Linked DNA regions of Homo sapiens: region 2 is linked to region 1. Evidence: chromatin contacts called from ENCODE Hi-C or POLR2A ChIA-PET data. All regions are on one chromosome and are shown on one strand. Each heading gives the region's core, a stretch centred on a gene start or an enhancer-like site at or near the end of the contact. The rest is flanking DNA. Distances are from core to core; before and after follow the strand shown.

What was found. A loop is a pair of places that touch in the nucleus more often than their neighbours do. ChIA-PET counts read pairs that join two places held with the same protein, here RNA polymerase II (POLR2A).
Region 2: a loop to region 1 is called in a map of endothelial cell of umbilical vein, with 3 times the contacts of the local background. The contact joins two enhancer-like sites. A Hi-C loop is called at or near these places in 1 of 168 maps with a recorded cell type or tissue (endothelial cell of umbilical vein). POLR2A ChIA-PET finds 5 or more read pairs at or near these places in 1 of 52 experiments (PC-9).

Annotation. Positions count from the first base shown.
Region 1 is chr4:124,426,184-124,431,885 of GRCh38, forward strand. No RefSeq gene overlaps it. Among named protein-coding and RNA genes, the nearest start is that of LINC02516, 130 kb to the right of the region's middle. Within about 2 kb of position 3,353, at least 8 of the 41 ENCODE cell types and tissues checked have a DNase peak (open chromatin) inside an H3K27ac peak, as active enhancers do; they include endothelial cell of umbilical vein, where a contact is called at or near this core.
Region 2 is chr4:125,387,062-125,392,688 of GRCh38, forward strand. The region is part of intron 2 of FAT4 (FAT atypical cadherin 4); the gene reads left to right. Among named protein-coding and RNA genes, the nearest start is that of FAT4, 75 kb to the left of the region's middle. Within about 2 kb of position 3,215, at least 7 of the 41 ENCODE cell types and tissues checked have a DNase peak (open chromatin) inside an H3K27ac peak, as active enhancers do; they include endothelial cell of umbilical vein, where a contact is called at or near this core.

The DNA.
Region 1 (5,702 bases), core at 2,103-4,602:
AATTCAATGATTTAAAGATGAAAATTTATCCCTCTCTAATATAACAAAGCAGGACAAGGTCTCCAGGTTGGCAGAGGATCATGTGTAAGATGTCATTGAGCATCCCAAGCTGAAGATGGTAAAACCTCTTTGATCACACACCTTCCAGCATCACACTGCTCTCACCATTAGAGCTCACAGAATGGAGAATGAGCCTGTGGAGGAAATATACCCGCTGCCTTGAAATCCTGTCTAGGTTGTGGTAACATCACTTATACTCATGTTTCCTTGGAGAGAAACCAGTCACATGGCCACATTGGATGCAAAGGAGACTGGGAAATGTAGTCTCTGACTGGGCAGCTATATGCTGTTACTCAAAGGGGAAACAGATTCTGATGGACAGTTAGTTTAGTCATCTCTGGTGCACCTTCTTCCCAGCTTCATTTTCTACCATCATCAACCTTGCCCTTGATTGCAGTCACAACTTTACATTTGCATGTGAACACCTTACCTGAATCCAATTATCTTCTTCTCATACTGCAGGTATCAAGTCAAATGGTACTTGCTCAGGAAAGTCATTCCTCACCCGCAGGTTAGGTTAGGTCCTACCGTACAACATATGGTACAGACTCCTTTTCCTCATAGTACTTATCACAGTTTTAATTTCTGCATTTTACTCATGATTATTCATTATATTTCTTTGTTACTGGATTTTAAGTTCCTCAGAAGCAGAGGTCTTGCTCACTTTAGGACACCACCATATCCCTTCCTAGCACAGTAACTGACTAGATACATAGTAATTATTGTTTATATGTTGTTTTTGAGTTTTTCTTAGTAGTTTTGCCACATGATACTGTGTTAGTCTTTAAAGCATTTTCCTTATGTTATCTTTTACTGCAACCTGTACTCACTCATTCAATAAATGTATGTCTTATGCTAGACAATGAGGTACATAGACAGTATGATGAGAAATAGAACAATGTGGTCTTTGATCTGAAAGTTTTTATTATGTAGTTAGGGAAAGGGCACAAAAATCCTTGAGTATAAAATATCTGAAAAAAGGTGTTGCTGAGTGGTATAGGATTAAGTGCTGAATGAGTAATATTGACACAAAGTATTATATAATCTCAGAAGAAGTCAGCTGAGTGAGGCCTGCTATGCTGGTGGAAAGTTTTCTAGAGGAAATAAGGGGTGGAGCTGGACCTTCACCTGTAGGTGCAGGAGCAGTGCCCAAACATTTTGAATATATATGAGACTTTGGAGATACAGCTAAACACCTAAACTGGAGTTGGAGCTAGTCTGATATTCCTCAATAAGTCTGAACAGGAAAGTCCTTTGGGAACATCCTCTGACCTCCTGTGACCTCTTCTAGGAAGCAGCTTAGCATTTGAACTAGAGACAGGAATTGCCAATTGTCCTGGCCTGTGTCCAAGCAATTGTGTGTAAAATGGTTAGCATCCTGTGCTGTGTAACCAGCAGCATACTGTCTTGGCCTACAGTGGGATATAAAATCACACTTTAGTTGATTTGTTATAGCTTGGCCAAAGGCTATAGGTAAAAGGAACTTTCATCAATATAAAAAGCCCGAACATTTCAGACAAATCTGGAAAAAGGTTTGTGGCCATTGGAGCTGCTAGGTGGTGAAATAAAAAAATACAATATTCAGATGGGGAAAATACAGAGATGTTGGCAAGCTGAAGAATATTCCCAAAAGACTAGAAAAAATAAAGATCTCACCCCATCAAACCAAAATTAAGCAAATGGATAAGTAATTTTGCCCCTGAATAAAGGCAAATTGTAGCAATCTTTGATTGTGTTCCCTGTATTCCCCAACTCCCCTGACTCTCCTTGCCAAGCCCACCTGCCCTGTTAGAGGTTGGAAATGCCAGGCACAGCCCACTGGGAAAGCTGGCAGCTATGGCAAGACATGAAACCAATGCTGACCAACTGGGACCTGAGTGGAAGGAGGCTTTGGGTTAATGCTTTCCTACTAAAAGAAACAGAGACTCAAAAGAAATCACCTCTTTTTCCTTCACTGGGTTGGTGGTGCCTGCCTGTGCCTTGTGGAACCATCGCAGCTGAATTGAGATCATGAGGGTGACAATGCTGATGATGGGGAGGAATTCAGATGAAAAAATAACAACGGCATCACTAAACTGTGGCTCTGTGACAGACCTATCTAGCCGTATCTGGCACCCTATTATGTGAAATTACAAATTCCCTTATAATTTATGTCATTTGACCTGTGTGTTCTATTACCTGCAGCCCAAAACATCTTATGTGATAGAATATTTAATCAAATGAGGTATCAGATTCATTTAGATTAAAATAAAATGTAGCATAAGAATCAAAGTAAGGATTTTTAAACTGATTTACAAAATTATTTCTTACACATTATATTTGCTTGTACAAGAAATTAAATATATTCTGGTAATGTAGTGCCAAAACATCAGAGACCAACAAATATCAATCACAGTTCTCCTCATGTATTTGAGCAACTGAAGTATTCATTCCTGTTGAATTTCAGTTTGCAGCATTTCAAAATTGATTGATCAGTTTTCTTTATGTAATACATTAAAATATACTTTTCATTCCTCTAGAAATGTAGTTGAAATTTCATGTCCTTTTCACTTTGAATGTAGAAATTTGGGTTCGTTGACCTGGCAAAAAAATGTTCCCACCCACGAAACCTGTCAATAATGACAAAATGAGCCAAGTAGAGCATTTGTAACAATCTCTCTATAAAGGATATTCTTTATACAATTTGAAAAGGAATTAAAATTACAAATGCAAAATTGAGCATAGGGTCTTGTAAGACCAAATTCAAGTGAGAGACCCTGATGTTTTACCTTCAGATGTTTTACCTTCATTAGCTTCAGGGTATAACTATCTCTGATAATCAGTTTTTAATTAAAAAAAAAAGTCAAAAGCCTCAGTCTATTCTTTAGATATCGATATCAAAATTCACATCACAGGTTCCAATCATGAAAAGCCAAAATAAATACCATTAACTTCAAAACCTGATCTGTAGCATAAAGGTTATTGGGTGAAACGGGCTCAAGGCAATCTTCCTTCTTTTTCTAAAACTGTGCCCCACAATTTTTTTCCTATAATGTCTTCTATCTGAAGTTTAGTCATAAAGTCTGTTCCCGACAGGGGAGAGAAATGAGGACATAATGGTATGATCTATGCTTCCTGCCAAGCCCGCTGCTTCGGTGATGGAGGTGCTTTGTACACTGGGTTATTGGATTATGGCCTCTGTTCCTGCCTGCATCCACCAGGGAGCCAAGCGCTCTGTCTTTATTTCGTGACCCTTGTGTTTACACTATTTCCCTCTCTGTGCCATGATTTCCTCTGAGCTATCAAATACTTCTAATTCCTATCCTCGGCCTGTGTGTTTCCTGCCAACTCCCAGGGGCAATCAGTCGCTTCCTCACTTCTTAGATTCTGCCTGCCAAACTTCCTGCTCAAACATGTAACTGTATACATACACACACACACACACACACACACACACACACACACACACATCCAATTTTTATGTCCCTTCTTATGGCTGTCTTCTAAAGTTGAAGAACTTTGAAACTATAAACTGTTTATCCTTTCTCTTAACTACCAAAACTTCCTTCTTCTTCTTCTTTTTTTTTTTTTTTTAATGCAACACCTTTTAACTCATTTAAGGCTGGCCTCAGTGTCTGTATTCCTCCAGCGTGTTCATTTTGCAGTGGAAAGTTTTCAGGAAAATTGGACTTTACCCATTTATAGACTTCAAGCCTTATATTTTATTCATTTGGAATGGATTTTAAAAATGGGTTACTAATTTTGAAGGTTATTAATTTTTTGAAAGTGACTTAAATAAGTAATTTCCTGTTTGCTCCCCTAGTGGCCCCATGAATTGTGCTTGAATTGTTTTCTCATCTCATGACCGAGTAGACTGAATTATTAGGGCAGGATTAGGACCATGTACATCTCAGTACAGCCTTAGCACCTGGTTCAAGGACTGGAATATAGTAGGTGCTTGATGATTCTTTGTGGAATGGAATGAAAGAGAAAAATATTTAGTGTATTTAAAATTTATTTTAATTATTAGAGTAATTATATTGTAGAGGTAAATTTTTTAAATATGGAAAATTTAGATTTTCTGTATAATCAGATTGTTCAGATTTCCTCCATGTCTGTACCTAAAACCACCAAAAATTATAATTTTTAAATGTGAATTTAAATATTTCATTTCATTTACTATCTAAAATGCTTGAACTGCTGATGGCTCATTTTCATTTAGTCCTAATGTCCTGGTTACTTTTTAAAGTAAAATGTTATTTTACTTATATATCATAGAGATGGCAATTCATTCATAATTTGAGTTTCTTTCTTTACATGTCACCCACATCTCTGTTTACTTACCTGATGCTTCTGCTCTTTCCTTTTTTCTCTAATTTTTATTACTAATAACAGTGTTAAGAAATATATACATTTCTAATTTCCAACAAGTAAGCCTAGCTCATATTTTTAATTGTTAAAATCAGGTCTAATTTTAAAGTGAATGCACACAAATAATGGGTCCTTGCTATTTCCACACATATAACATGAATTTCATGAAGGTAATTAGTAAGCAGAATAAGAGAAAATTCCACACATCCCTTCTAAGAGAGAGGGGCATTGGAAAGTTTCAAACCCAAGTGGTTTCAAATCCAGCTCTGACATTTAGTAACTGTGTGTTATTCAGGAGTTACTTAACTTCTTTGAACTTCAGTTTTTTCATTAGGAAAATAGAAAACATAAGGACCTCAACTGGTGGTTAGCAGGATAAATGGTATTAAAATACATTAATTATTTAAGTCATGGTAGATTATATATTGATACTATTATTTTGTGGACTTTTAAAGTCAAATAGACAACCAGCTATAAATATCAGAACTTGATTTTAAAATGAAAAAGAAAAACTATATTTAAATAATCTATTCCAGGCCAGGCACAGTGGCTCATGCCTGTAATCCCAGCAATTTGGGAGGCTGAGGCGGGCAGATCATTTGATGTCAAGAGTGCAAGACCAGCCTGCCCAACACGGTGAAACCCTGCCTCTATTAAAAATACAAAAATTAGCTGGGTGTGCTGATACACACCTGTAATCCCAGCTACTTGAGAGGCTGAGGCATGAGAATCGCTTGAACCTGGAAGGCAGACGTTGGAGTTAGCCGAGATTGCGCCAACGCACTGCAGTGATAGAGCGAGACTGTCTCAAAAATAAATAAATAAATAAATAAATAAATAGAATAACATATTCCAAATATTTTGTCTACAATGTACTTACAATGTTAAGATTATTTACAACTTCATGTTCTTATGTAAGATTTTGATATTTTATAGGTAAAAAATGAAATATATGTGTTCATGTATGAATTAAGGTATTATTTCTACATACAAAAAAATTTGCAGAACTAAGAAAATTACTCTGGGAAACCAAGAGGAGAAACACACTTCTATTTGCATTAGGTGGATGTCTCAGACACAGCCAAACCTGTATCTAATCAGAATAGGCAGTTCCTGAAATTATAACTTTGAGGTTCTAAAAAGCTTGAACATTTTAAAAGAATTTCTGTTTTACATGACTGTTGTACATTTTAGCATGAGTGATTCCTGTTTAGCTTTTAAGCATGCCAATTCCATGAGTGCAGTTAACTCATAGTTCTGGACTGCCTATTTCAGAACCATTTACAATTGCT
Region 2 (5,627 bases), core at 1,965-4,464, 960 kb after region 1:
CTGACAGGAGGCAGAGCTCAGGCAGTAACGCTCACTTGCCCGCCCCTCACCTGCTGCTATGGGCCGGGTTCCTAACAGGCCACAAACCAGTACCGGTCTGTGCCCAGGGGTTGGAGACCCCTGTTATAGACTAATAACCAACTGAAATAGAATAGCATAGCTATGAGTCAAAGGTTTGTGTCTTTTGCATCAAAGAATAGAAATGTCTGCAAAGGTGAAGACTACTATGCAAATGTGAAATGAGGAAGAGTGATTATTTTGACATTGCAGTCATTCCATAAAAGAACTATAGCCAAGTCTCGTGTAGGTTCTAGAAAACCACTAAAGATGGCGACCATGTTATCATGGGGGCTGCATTGTTTCTTATTGTACTTGTGCCATTATTTTGTTCTTGCAATGTTCTTTGTGTTTTTGTTTTGTTTTTGTTTGTTTAAATTTTCTATTCTTAAAAAAACACAATCTGATGAACTCTCCCCAATCTATGATTCGTTCCTCTTGGATCATGTATTCCCACCACTCCTCTAATCTTTGGATTGTTGGAGGGGGAGGAAGAACTTGATATGTATTATTTTGAGTTGCCCCTGACAGATAGCAGTATGGCATGGTAAGTGAGAATGTGTAGCTATATAGGGTAGGAAAAGGTATTAATAGATTCAGAGAAATAAAACTCCCAGTACAAGCCATACAACAGATCAATATACATTAGCTTTTTACTCTTCTTTGTGCTGCTCATGTTAGACCAGTAATTATTTAGAACATGGAAACAAAGTAAAATAACCAGTTAATGAATTCATTGTTTTGGCTTTTGTATCTGTTAGCTACTGCCAGAATAATGTTGCATAATAAAGAGCCACAAAAATCTCAAAGGCCTACAAAAATTCACTTTTATCCTCACACATTTCTGGATAACTGCAGTTGGGCTTCTCTAGGCTAGACTCAACTAGGAAGCTTGGCTTCAGTCTAAAAACCTTCCAGCTGAGATTCCTCTACTCAGTATCTCTAGTCTTTCTGGTAGTAGTGGGCTAGCAGAAACATACTGTTCTAGTGACCATGGCAGAGGTAGAAAAGAATAAGTGTATTTTAAGCCCCTTCTTGTGCTATTTTTATAGATAGCCCATTGTCCAATCCAAATATTATGAAAGAGCCCAAAAAAGGCAAGGAGAAAAATCTCACCTTTAGTGGGAGGGACTGCAAAGTTGTTTATGGGGAGGGGTAACGGGACCAATAATTCAGTCTACCGTAGTTTGTACCTTTAATAGAAATCAAACCACTTCTTTATTTTTCAGTAGTTTGAATAGAAGCCTTCTTTATTTCATAGTATCCAGTACACATTAGGCAAAAAAAGAGAAGAAAAAATTTAGTGGCATTTTTTGTTTGTTTGTTTTATACTAAAATTTCCCTTTGATATGTGTCTACCACATTCAGATTAACATCTATTGAAAAATATACTACAGGACGCATTTGTAGGGTGTTTGTTTTGAAGAATAGTATAAAAATTTCCATAAGTTTCTTATGCAACCACACATATTTTAACTTGATGTTTTATTCTGCATTTACTTTTGAGCATCCTTAAGAATTTGTTAAAATGCAGAAATTATGCAGTATTGATTTCAGGAAAAATTGAAGTGGTTACACATGGTTGCCTTTGCCTTAAAATAAATCCTTATTTGGTTCTAACTTGAACAATATTGAAAGCACAACAAAACTAGCTTTTTATTATGTCACCACACATTTAGTGAGTTATGGAAAGCATTTTGTTTTAAGAATGGAGTTAACTATGTGTTATCCACGCTTCTAGCCATTCTTGTCACTCCTGGCTACTCTCCAAGCCTGCCTGTTATTCATACATATTTCTTCTTAGTAAGAAATGCATCAAAATCCCAGGAACATGTGCTGCTGACTGTTAGAAGAGTTTTAGTGGTGAGAGATTAATGTAATTACTTTTGTTTGAGAAATATAATTGGTCACAGTTATATACATGTAGCTTATATGAGAAGTACATTCAGTTTTAAAACTCATTATGATTAATTTTACTTTCCTTAAAAAATGAAACCAAAGAGAATCTAAAATGTGTATGCTTCTTTCATTCCTAATATTCCAGAATACTTAGATATTTTTATGTGAAGTAAATGCCCAGATATCTAAATAGATATAATATTATTTAAATTTAAGGTATAAACTTTTACATGACAAAATGCTTAATAGCCTATAATCTTAAAAACAGAATTATTCCAATTCCCATATTGTATGTTACTTCATCAAATATTACCATTATATCATGTTTCTTGTACTAAAGTGTTTCCTGTGAAATAACGTAATAAAATGGCCTTTAGTATGCATGATAATATTTAAATACGCATTTTCTAGTAAAATATAATGCTTATTCATTTTTTTCTTCTAGTTCTAAAGAAAAAAATGCACCAAATGCATACACTTACTTTATGATAATTTCTGAAACTTAAGTAGAGTTTGGGCCTGCAACAGACTTGTGTTTTCTAGTAGTTATGTTTCATTCATGCAGGTGGTAGTGGTCCTATTAGTTTTCCTTAATAAGTCCCATATAGCTCTGGCCAGTCTTTCATAGAATGAGTTGGTAGGTCTTTCCTCCAAAGTTTGATTTCTCCCATTTTTTTCACATTGCAATTTCAAACTTTCAGTAATACCATCAAGATGAGACAGTAAACTATTATTAGAGTTACCACAAGTTTGAACAAAGTTGATTATACATCGCAAACAAATAAATACTTAAAACCTTGTTCATAGAGATCAGGCCTTGCATACCTACATAGTCCAAACATTACATTCCTGACATTTAGAACATTTAAATGCAAACTGTTCTTTGTTAGGGCTTTCTCATAACTGAAATATGAGTCACTTGCAAACCATAATAGATTTTGGCTCTGCTACATGATGAAGTGTTCTGGATGTCGTGAAACATTTCACCCAGACTTATGGCAGTAGAATTCCCAGTGGTCACCCAAAATAGGGAAAAAAATGAAGAACAAACTTAAAGGAAATATGCAGACTCTGGCACCATCCTTTCGTGGCAATACAGCTCTTTATTGTTGTTAAGAAATGGAAATATTTAGAGCCTAAACCCATAAACTATAGTACAATTAGGCGTTGAATTTTTTTTTTGTTCCTAATTACGAAATTTAACTCTATACTTGATTCTCATGTTTAAGGTCAGGTCATAGAGTGTTTCTTTACACATCACCCTGATGCGGTCATACTGAGTTGTCTCCCAGCACTGAGCTTCTCACTGCATTGTGGGCAAACTCATATTCCACACTCTACACTCATCTCAGGCAGGAAAGGTGGAGTTTTCCTTTTCAGGGCCAAAGGAAGCAACAGCTGAGGCGTGATGGTTGTACTGATATTGGTGTGGGTTTCAATTTGGTTAGTTTGCTTTCAATTTCAACTCCTCACTTGAGATTCCATACAGAAAAGTAAATGGTAGGCTTCCAGCATCTTGTTTCACTCTGGTGAATAAAAATTGTTTTGAATGTAAGATTAGAGTTTTTCCTTGCTTAATTTTAGTAGTACCTACACAGCATAAACTGAGGCATCATTTAGCAAAATGTTATTGAGTTGACATCATAATGACCTATTAAGGGCAATACACATTTGAATGAGCTCAGTTATTCTTCCAGGTTTACACGTGCCTTTCATGGTGTTTAGTGTAGCAGCTTTTGAAGCAGAGATGGGCAATGTGTAGGACCTTTTATTCCAGTCTCCTAAGTGGGAGATATTCTGAACAAAACATATTAAGGATATTTTTTCTGAAGTTTTTGAAATTTTAAGTCATGATTCACTTTTCAAAAGAAGACATTTATGTGGCCAACAAACATGAAAAAAAGCTCAACATCACTGATAATCAGAGAGATGCAAATCAAAACCACATGGAGATACCATCTCATGCCAGTCAGAATGGCAATTATTAAAAAGTCAGGAAACAATAGATGCTTCTGAGGCTGTGGAGAAATAAGAACACTTTTACACTGTTGGGGGTAATGTAAGTAAGTTTGACCATTGTAGAAGACAATGGCAATTCCTCAAGGATCTAGAATCAGAAGTACCATTTGACCCAGCAATCCCATTACTGGGTATATACCCAAAGGAATATAAATCATTCTGCTATAAAGACATATGCACATGTATGTTTACTGCAGCTCTATTTACAATAGCAAAGAAATGGATCCAACCCAAATGCCCATCAATGATAGACTAGACAAAGAAAATGTGGTACATATACACCATGGAATACTATGCAGCCATAAAAAGGAATGAGATCATGTCCTTTTCAGGGAAATGGATGAAGCTGGAAGCCGTCATCCTCAGCAAACTAACACAGGAACAGAAAACCATATTCTGCATGCTCTCACTCATAAGTGGAAGTTGAACAATGAGAACACGTGGACACAGAGAAGGGAACAACACACACCAAGGCTTGTTGGGGGCAGTGGGAGGCAAGGGGAGGGAAGTTGGAGGTTGGTTCAATCAGTGCAGCAAACCACCATGGCACATGTATACCTATGCAACAAACCTACACATTCTGCCCATGTATCCTGTTTTTCTTTTTTAGAAGAAATGTTTTGTTTTAAAAGAAAAAAATAGTAAGTCATTATTATGAGTAGTTACTGAATTATCATAAAATATCATTTCATAACATAAAAATTATATATGATAGCATGTTCCCACACAAAAACTAGGAAATCAATAGGTTTGAATTGCTTTAAAATATCATTGTAATAGTGGATAACTTTGATTAATACATCTTTATATGCCAGTAGAATGCCTATGTTATTATTACATTTGCTGAATATGGGACTTTAATAAAAATGTAAAAATGACCTGGATTTGCTTAAAAACAGAAATATTTCTAGAGGAGAATTTACATGCTAGACATGGATAAGTTGTCAGAATGAGCAGGACACATTATTGCTCTTGGAATCTCAGAATATAGAAGTCTCTAATTTAAGTAATATAAATGATCTTCAGTATCCTGAAGATATTTGCAATTACCTATGTTGGTAATATATAAACTTAAATCAGAGCTACAAAATACTATTATTGAAATAAATATTTCTGACAAAACTGTTACTTGCTTGTATTTAAAAGCAATCTTGATGGCATTATCTTAATATCTTTAGAGATAACACTTGTGAACTCTAAACATTATTTTTAGTGCAAAGTTTGTCATAATTTATGTGGTTTAAGTGACAATATTACATGAGACAATTAATTTTGGAGTGTCAGTTCCACAAATCCAAAAAGTCAATAAAGTAAATAATTATTTTTGCCACTAAACAAAACAAAAAATTAAGCACTATTTGCCTTGATGCATCAGGTGTTACTATTTTATAGTTTGTACAGTTTCTGTCTATCCTGCCAACTATTTAAATGTAAGCCATTCTGAAAATGGGTATTTATATGTTGCATCTTTTAAGAAAAAGAAATAGCTTTTTGTATACGTTTTAATAGTAATCACTTTCACTGATATTTACAGAGAATTTAACTATAGTTTCTTTAGTTGTAATACATACCTATTGTCTTTCTGCTGAATGTCTGTTTTCCAGTGGCATTGATAAGACGAACTCTCACAGATTATTTTATCTTAATATAAA